2 separate regions of the Homo sapiens genome follow, and region 1 is linked to region 2. A link is an interaction called in ENCODE POLR2A ChIA-PET data of the cell type or tissue named here. Cell type or tissue: Caco-2. All regions are shown on one strand.

Region 1 (4,000 bases), 140 kb after region 2:
TTTTGTATTTTTAGTAGAGATGGGGTTTCACCGTGTTAGCCAGGATGGTCTCAATCTCCTGACCTTGTGATCCACCCGCCTCGGCCCCCTAAAGTGCTGGGATTACAGGCGTGAGTCACCGCGCCCAGCTGAACTCTGAGTTTCTTTAACACTTAACTTCTCCCTCACAATCCACTGACCTACCCTGCAGGGGAACATGGTGATTACAGGAGAAAATGCATGTCAGCAACCCAGGAATGCACAAGGGACCCCATGCACATGGACTGCAGATTCCCATGAACATGGACTCCTCCTCTTCCTGCCCTGACTCCACACCAGCCCCTCACTGCTCACCCCTGCTGAGCTGTCATGGACTGGTCTCTGGCTGAAAACATAGAGAAAGGAAAAGGAGACTTGGACCTATAGTTTTATTTCTGGAACTTTAGAAGAGGACCTTGGTTTTAGAATGGGGACTGCAGACAGCAGAGTCAGACAGAAAAGCCCTCTTTGGACAGCAGGACTACAAAGTATATTTCCTCAGACTAGGAGGCTTTGTCAACAGGAGCAGGCTTGGGTTTTCCCATTTATCTTCCCATTTTAAACGCTGTGAACACCAGATGATCTCTGAAGTCCTCAGGATCCCAACAGTTTGGGTTCCAAAAACGAATTTGACATAAGACTGCAGGCTGGGGTCATCCTGTGGGGTTAGCTGACACGGGAAGGTGAGGAGCCACCAGCTGTCCCTTATGAACAGGCGTGGAGAGACAGGCCCTCCACAGGGAGAAGACTCCAGTGGGCGGTGAGGAGAGAGAGCAACGGGCCACAGAGGAGTTTGTCAGAGGGCCAGCCGGGAAGCTGTGGCCACACCACAGCCCTCAGTGGGTGTCTGGGCATGAACATTCTGGAGAGCTCCAAGGGGAGGGGTGATGCAAGAGCAGGTGCTGGGTCTGAATTTGTCTTTACAGAGAGAAAGGAAGGTTTTGAAGTCAAGAAATAGGTGGTAGATTGGGTCTTATTTTTATTTCAAGCTTTTACCTTAAGAGACTCATAAAAGGTGAATATGAGGAAAGTCACTCTTGAAGTAATCAGTGTTGACTAAGGACAAACCAACAGAGCAAGCCAAAGACCAGCACCAAGTGAACATGGAGTCGAGTGAGCATCCCGTACCCGCTCCGAGGAGGGTGCCCTGGGCTGGGCTCCCAACTCTATCCCTAGCCAAGTGACCAAGGTAGGTGTAGCATTCCTGGCCCTCTGACCTCTAGATCTGAAAAGCAGGGAAGCATAACCAAATGAATAACTCAAGTGTCCCTACAAACCAAAAGCACCGAGTTGGACAGACAGCAGGTGCGTGGGTGGCAAAGGCCTACTGATGGCAGGGGAGCTGATGGAATGTGCCACTCCTTCTCCTGTGAGACCCACACTCTGTGCCACTTGCAGTTGGGACCTGGGGCCCTGGAATGGCCACAACAGCACAGCTGCCAGTGGTGGGTGATGCCCGAGCTGAGCCTACAGCCCTCTCCACAACCCCGCCAAGCTGTTACCAACAGGCCTGGAGTGTGGCCAGCCCCAACCTGGGCACACTGGGCTTGTCTCCAGGTTCCAGCCCCTCCCGCTGGCTCCTCCCACTCACCTGTGTGAGGTGCGCATGTCCACGGGCCCATCGCCCACCAGCCCTTCGCCTCTGCCCATGGCCATGGCCGTGGCCTCTGTTGCCCTCAGCAATCCTTGGGTTGGACCTGCTCCCGGCTCAGGTGTCACCCTCATGTCTCCGTCAGTGTTTAAATCTGAAGCCAACAATCCTCTCTCCATTTTTATTTTCTTGCTCTCCACATCGTCCTCTGTTGGGTCCCGTTCAAGCGCTCGTTTCTGACTCCGTGTTCGGCATGCTTCTTCGGTCATTCTGAACTTGGGAGGGAGGAGAAGACACAACATTTTAACTGGGTGCAATGAAGGTGCCACCTTCTTGGAGACTTTTCAGTGTTGCTTTCAGTGTTTTCCTCCCTATGGGAAGGATGGCAAAAGAATGTACAACAAACGCAGGGCCCAGAAAAGCATCCCCAGGACATTTCATCACTGCCTTGAGGAAGGCTAGGCAGGAGGGGGGTGTCCCCAGCCTCCACTGTGTGGCTGAACATTGGTGGAGCCAAACTACACCCTGCCCTGTTGGGGGCCAGAGGCAGCAGGGTGCTGAACAGGAGCAGTGGAAGGTGGCTGCTTATCAGCAAGGAAAGGCTCAACAGCAAACAGAGGAAAAGTTGTTCTAGATCTCAACTACCTGCCTTTGGGATTTTCAGCACCTGCAATGTCTGGAATCCAGGAGGGCGGTGACTGCACTGTTCCAGGAGCAGGGTCGGGGCCTGGGACTAGCCCTATGCTGTGGTGACTCGAGTTAACCCCAGCTTCTCCCCTTCAGGGAAGGGAGGTCTCCTCACTCCCTGCTCACCTCTGGGGAGTGGGGACTGGGGATCACATTTAACCCTTTGGTTGCCAGTGAGGTACACTTTGAGTAGAGTGAGGCCTGGCCCATCAACGTGCCACTGCCCTGTACCTGCAGCACACACATATCTTGATTTAAAGAAGAAAGAAAAAGAAGAAAAAAACAGCTGAGTCAGTTTTTGATCCCATGACATCACTGGCTCCACATGACCCTTCCCAGGATTCAGTCGGAGAGACAAAGCACTTTCCAGAAAACCAGTCTGAACCGGTTCCAGACAACAGGCTGAAGTGTTGTTAACCCTCACGGAGACAGGACGACAGCACAGCGATGTCTGTCTGCAGGGAGGCGGCTGGCATTCCACAGCAGGGTCTGGGACACTGGCACTCTTAAAGGGGCTGCTCTAATCCCGGCCTCGACGTCCCAACAGGACAGGGCACAGGAATTGAGACAGAGAGAGTCAGGTTCTTAAAAAAGCATCCCAGTGTTTACCAGAGGACAAAAGAGAAATTTAGCAGCTGAGCTCTAGTGGAATTCCCGAAGTGTCACAGTTTTCCATGGGACAGTTGGTGCCCACTTGGGCCCCACAGAGAACCCCAATTCACACCTGTGGCATGCTCTATGCTGAAGCCCTCTGGTCCTATCTGTGTCCTCACAGGCAGGGCACTCATCTTGCCAGAGCCTTAGTTTCCTCACTGGCAAACACCCTGGGGAAGCCTGTCCCAGGTAGAGCCAGGCAGACCGTCTGGAAGCTGGGGGCAGCACAAGGCAACACAGGGGTCCTGTCGCCATCCATGGGACGCACTCCAGAGCTGACTCATCTGCAGCTTCCTTAAAGGAGCCAATTTCACAAATGAGCAATAGCGCAAGGCCCTGCCCAAATGTGCCCCCTCATGCACTCAAACTGAAAGGAAAGAAAGAGACAGCTGCTTCACGCTCCTGGAGCCAGAGGGAAAGCAGGCCGTCTACATGCGTGTTGTGCCAGTGTGGTCCAGCCAGGGCACCCGGGCACCGGCTTGAAACACTGGGGTCTCCTCAAGGCCAGGAAATCCCTGGTGCTTCACACAGGCCCAGAGCAGCTCTGTGCTCCCTACCCTGTCTCACCACCACCCAGGTGCCATGGCTGACCCTTAACATGACCAGGCTGAGGCAGGGAGACTCCGAATCTCAAGGGCACAGGTTTTCAGACTTGCCTCCACCTGTCCCCAGCCCCTCTGGCATCCCAGCCTGCACCTACCACCTATCCCACACCAACTGTGCGGCCTCCGCTGCCCCCGGCCACCCTGTCCACCCCCGCCCCCGCTCCTGCTCAGCTGCCCCTCAGCTCCTCCGTGGAATGGAGCCCAGGTAGAGGTCGAATGTGGAGGTCATGGCCTCACTTCTCTGGGGGAGGTGAGGAATGCTACGGTGTCCCTCTCAGCCCTGAAGTTCTATGGTCTCTGTCCTTCCTTCCTCCGACATGCCTTGCCCATAAACCCCATCTGAACTGCTCACTAACAGGTTGTCTGTCTTGCCTCCCATGAGACCACAGATAAGTCACTGCCCTCAGAGTGTGGGTCCCCTCCTCTCATTTCCCTCACTGTGGGA
Region 2 (4,000 bases):
TAGTTGAAACGAGGTTTCACCATGTTGGGCAGGCTGGTCTTGAACTCCTGACCTCAAATGATTATCCCGCCTCGGATTCCCCAAAGTGCTGAGATTACAGGTGTGAGCCACTTTGCCCAGCTTGAATTGTGTTGTTTTTATTTTTTTGTAAGTTTTTTAAATTTTTTATTGTTTTCGAGATGGAGTTTCACTCTTGTTACCCAGGCTGGAGTGCAATGGCACAATCTCTGCTCACCGCAACCTCCACCTCCCGGGTTCAAACAATTCTCCTGCCTCAGCCTTCCGAGTAGCTGGGATTCCAGGCACGTGCCACCACACCCAGCTAATTTTGTATTTTCAGTAGAGACGAGGTTTCTCCATGTTGTTCAGGCTGGTCTCGAACTCCCAACCTCAGGTGATCCGCCCGTCTCAGCCTCCCAAAGTGGTGGGATTACAGACGTGAGCCACCGTGCCTGGCAAATTGTGTTAGTTTTAAAACAATTCCCTGAAGCTATCTAAAAGTCTTTTGGCAAAATCCCCTTTGAAATAGCTTTATTAATGAAAAGTAAAGCCATGTGTAGAATTTCACAAAGGAGCAAGTACCACTCACTCATTTAAATGACAGCTACCGAGTGCCTCTATCAGAACACAGTGGTTGATGATGATGACAATAAGGATTTCCCTCATTTACCCCTCCCCAGAACCCTAGGAAGTGGGTGGTTTTTCACTGTTTGTTTTTCTTTCTTTCTTTAGTTTTTTTGAGACGGAGTCTCGCTGTGTCGCCCAGGCTGGAGTGTGGTGGCGCAATCTCGGCTCACTGCAAGCTCCGCCCCCCGGGTTCACGCCATTCTCCTGCCTCAGCCTCCCGAGTAGCTGGGAATACAGGCACCCGCCACCACGCCCGGCTAATTTTTTTGTATTTTTAGTAGAGACCGGGTTTCACCGTGTGAGCCAGGATGGTCTCGATCTCCTGAGCTCGTGATCTGCCCTCCTCGGCCTGCCAAAGTGCTGGGATTACAGGCGTGAATCACTGCGCCTGGCTCTTTTTTTTTTTTTTTTTTCATATGGATTTTTGCTCTTGTTGCCCAGGCTGGAGTGCAATGGCGCGATTTCGGCTCACCACAACTTCCGCCTCCCGGGTTCAAGCGATTCTCCTGCCTCAGCCTCCCAAGTAGCTGGGATTACAGGCATGCACCACCACGCCTGGCTAATTTTGTATTTTTAGTAGAGACGGGGTTTCTCCATGTTGGTCAGGCTGGTCTCCAACTCCTGACCTCAGGTGATCCACCCGCCTCAGCCTCCCAAAGTGCTGGGATTACAGGTGTGAGCTACTGCGCCTGGCTCTTCACTGTGTTTCTAGATAAGGAATCAAGTGGCCAGATAACTGGAGGGTAGTTGGATGGAGATTTGGGCATGCTCTATTGAACTCTGAGGCTGTACTGCCTGCCACCTGTCTCTGCTTTTCCCAGGGATCCTACAAAACTCACTTAAATCTGACATCGCTTCCTGCTCAGAGGAGCCCAGCTGATTGGGTGCCGTGGGAGATCAGACAGTCAGGCTCGGGCTTTACAGGACACTTTTAAAAGTACATTCTCGCAAATTAAATGTCATCTACTCAATAAACATGTATTTTGTGCCAGGTCTGGTGCTGGGCTTGGGAATGCAGCAGTGAGTTCTGAAAGGAGATTCATTATTTGGAGAGGCAGACATTGGAGAGTGCGGTGACACGGGGACCAGAGAGGGCAATGAGGAGTTAGCCCTTCAGCAAGACTAGAGCTTGTAGAGCATGGGCAATCAGAGTGCATGACTCTGGAGTCTAGGTGAAGTCAGGCGGGGGACAAGGAGCCTTGAGGAGATGGCCAAGATCTGGACTTGAGGCTTTGCCTAGGCAAAGAAAGTGGATGCGGCATTGTAGGCTTGGTGCAAGCATGCATGCAAGGCAGGCGTGGAGCATGAAGGCATGCATTGTGGTCCCATCGGGCATGAGTGGTGGGCGTGACCTTGGAAGGGAGACTCGGGGGTGACTGCCTGCCTCAGCTGCTGTCCGACCAAGCATGGCCTTGAACTCCTTGCCAGGTAAGGAGTGAGCACGCGGTTTGTTCCAGACTTGTACAGTGTAAGTACTTTGCAAAGTATTCTGACCTTTCTAAGGTATTTGTCCTGGTTTGTTTTGTTCTGTTTTGTTTTGTTTTGTTTTTGAGACGGAGTCTCACTCTGTTGCCCAGGTGGGAGTTCAGTTTTCTTTCCTTTTTTTTTTTTTTGAGACAGGGTCTCACTTGCCTAGACTGGAGTGCAGTGGCACGATCTTGGCTCACCACAACCTCCGCCTCCCAGGCTCAAGCGATTCTCCTGTCATAGCCTCCTGAGTAGCTGGGATTACAGGCGCTGGTCACCACAGCCTGGCTCATTTTTGCATTTTTGGTAGAGACGAGGTTTCACCATATTGGTCAGGCTGGCCTCAATCTCCTGACCTCAAGTGATCTGCCCGCCTCGGCTTCCCAAAGTGCTGGGATTACAGGCGTGAGCCACCGCGCCCGGCCTGCAGTTTTACTTCTTAAGAGCAGGGAACATAAGTTCTAAATTTTTGTTTGTACCTAGGTTTGTCTCCAGGAGATGTATAATATTGCTGACTGCTTTTGTCAGCTAAAATAATCCTTCTAGAACTGAGAATAATCAAGGATAATCGATCTATCCTTGGTTAAGGTGTTAGAATCATTGTTGCTTTCAGGAAGACTTTTTCAAGTAGTATTCTATTCCATAGGGACTGAAATCTCTGAATATATCTTTAAATGAAATTCCCAAGTAATTTAAAATGATACCTTGATGAGGAAAACAGATTGTTCTATAATTTGGGAAAGTAAATTATAGCTAAAATTATCAGCTAAAACATACTGTTGGTAGATACCAGAATGTGGATTATGTTTTTATTCATTTTCATGTTCCTTAGCCCTTATACAAGGACCAGCATATGGTACTTCCACAATAAATGTTTGTCCCATAAATATTGAATAAATGAGGTTGAAGGGGGATAAAGCTCTATGCTTTCACTTTCTGGCATTTTCTATATGACTCTCAATTGTTTTGCTATAGATTTTGAATATTGGTTTAAAAATGATATTCAGAATTTTGGTTTTGGGCTTTTTTTGTTTTTGTTTAGGTTAGAAGACTCCTTGGAAGTCAATTTAAAAGATTTACTGTTCTTCCTTTTTTTCGAATTTTTCTCATAAACATTAGCATTTTAAAAAACTCAGATATGTGGCCAGGCGCAGTGGCTGACGCCTATAATCCCAGCACTTTGGGAGGCCGAGGTGGGTGGATCACTTGAAGTCAGGAGTTCTAGACCAGTCTGGCCAACGTGATGAAACCCCGCCTTTACTAAAAATATAAAAATTAGCCAGGAGTGGTGGCGTATACCTGTAATCCCAGCTACTTGGGAGGCTGAGGCACAAGAATCGCTTGAACCTAGGAGACAGAGGTTGCAGTGAGCTGAGATCATGCCACTGCATTCCAGCCTGGGCAACAGAGCAAGACTCTGTCTCAAAAACAAACAAAAAAATTCAGATATGTGGATTTGGTAGAATATGTCATATACTTGTGTTTTTTGTTTGTTTGTTTGTTTTGAGACAGAGTCTTGCTGTGTCACCCAGCCTGGAGTTCAGTGGCGCGATCTTGGCTCACTGCAACCTTCACCTCCTGGTTTCAAGTGATTGTCATGCCTCAGCCTCCCAGGTAGCTGGAATTACAAGCATGTGCCACCATGCCTGGCTAATTTTTGTATTTTTAGTACAGACGGGGTTTCACCATGATGGCCAGGCTGGTGGCCAGGCTGGTTTTGAACTCCTGACCTCAGGTGATCCGCCCGCTTCAGCCTCCCAAAGTGCTGGGATTACGGGCATGAGCCACGGCACCCAGCCATAACGTGTCATATACTTGTTAGACATACCAGCACCAACCCCATTTTTCTCCCAACGGTCCCCATTCTCTGGCTTCCAGTCTATCTCATTATCAACTCTCTATTGCT

What was found. Peaks named below come from ENCODE experiments on the same cell type or tissue, not always from the same donor. Only the 100,000 strongest peaks of a DNase experiment are listed, where the experiment ranks them.
Region 1: POLR2A ChIA-PET joins it to region 2 with 5 read pairs; 4 of 35 experiments call an interaction of 5 or more read pairs at or near these places.

The regions. Positions count from the first base shown.
Region 1 is chr19:19,463,224-19,467,223 of GRCh38, reverse strand. It overlaps GATAD2A (GATA zinc finger domain containing 2A), which reads right to left. Exons shown (of 12, transcript NM_001384528.1): 2 at 1,610-1,884. The coding sequence starts at 1,878. Among named protein-coding and RNA genes, the nearest start is that of MIR640, 30 kb to the right of the region's middle. In Caco-2, no CTCF peak of the experiment used is centred here; DNase peaks (open chromatin) are centred at 2,343 and 2,683.
Region 2 is chr19:19,606,590-19,610,589 of GRCh38, reverse strand. The region is part of intron 1 of PBX4 (PBX homeobox 4); the gene reads left to right. Among named protein-coding and RNA genes, the nearest start is that of PBX4, 10 kb to the left of the region's middle. In Caco-2, no CTCF peak of the experiment used is centred here; no DNase peak of the experiment used is centred here.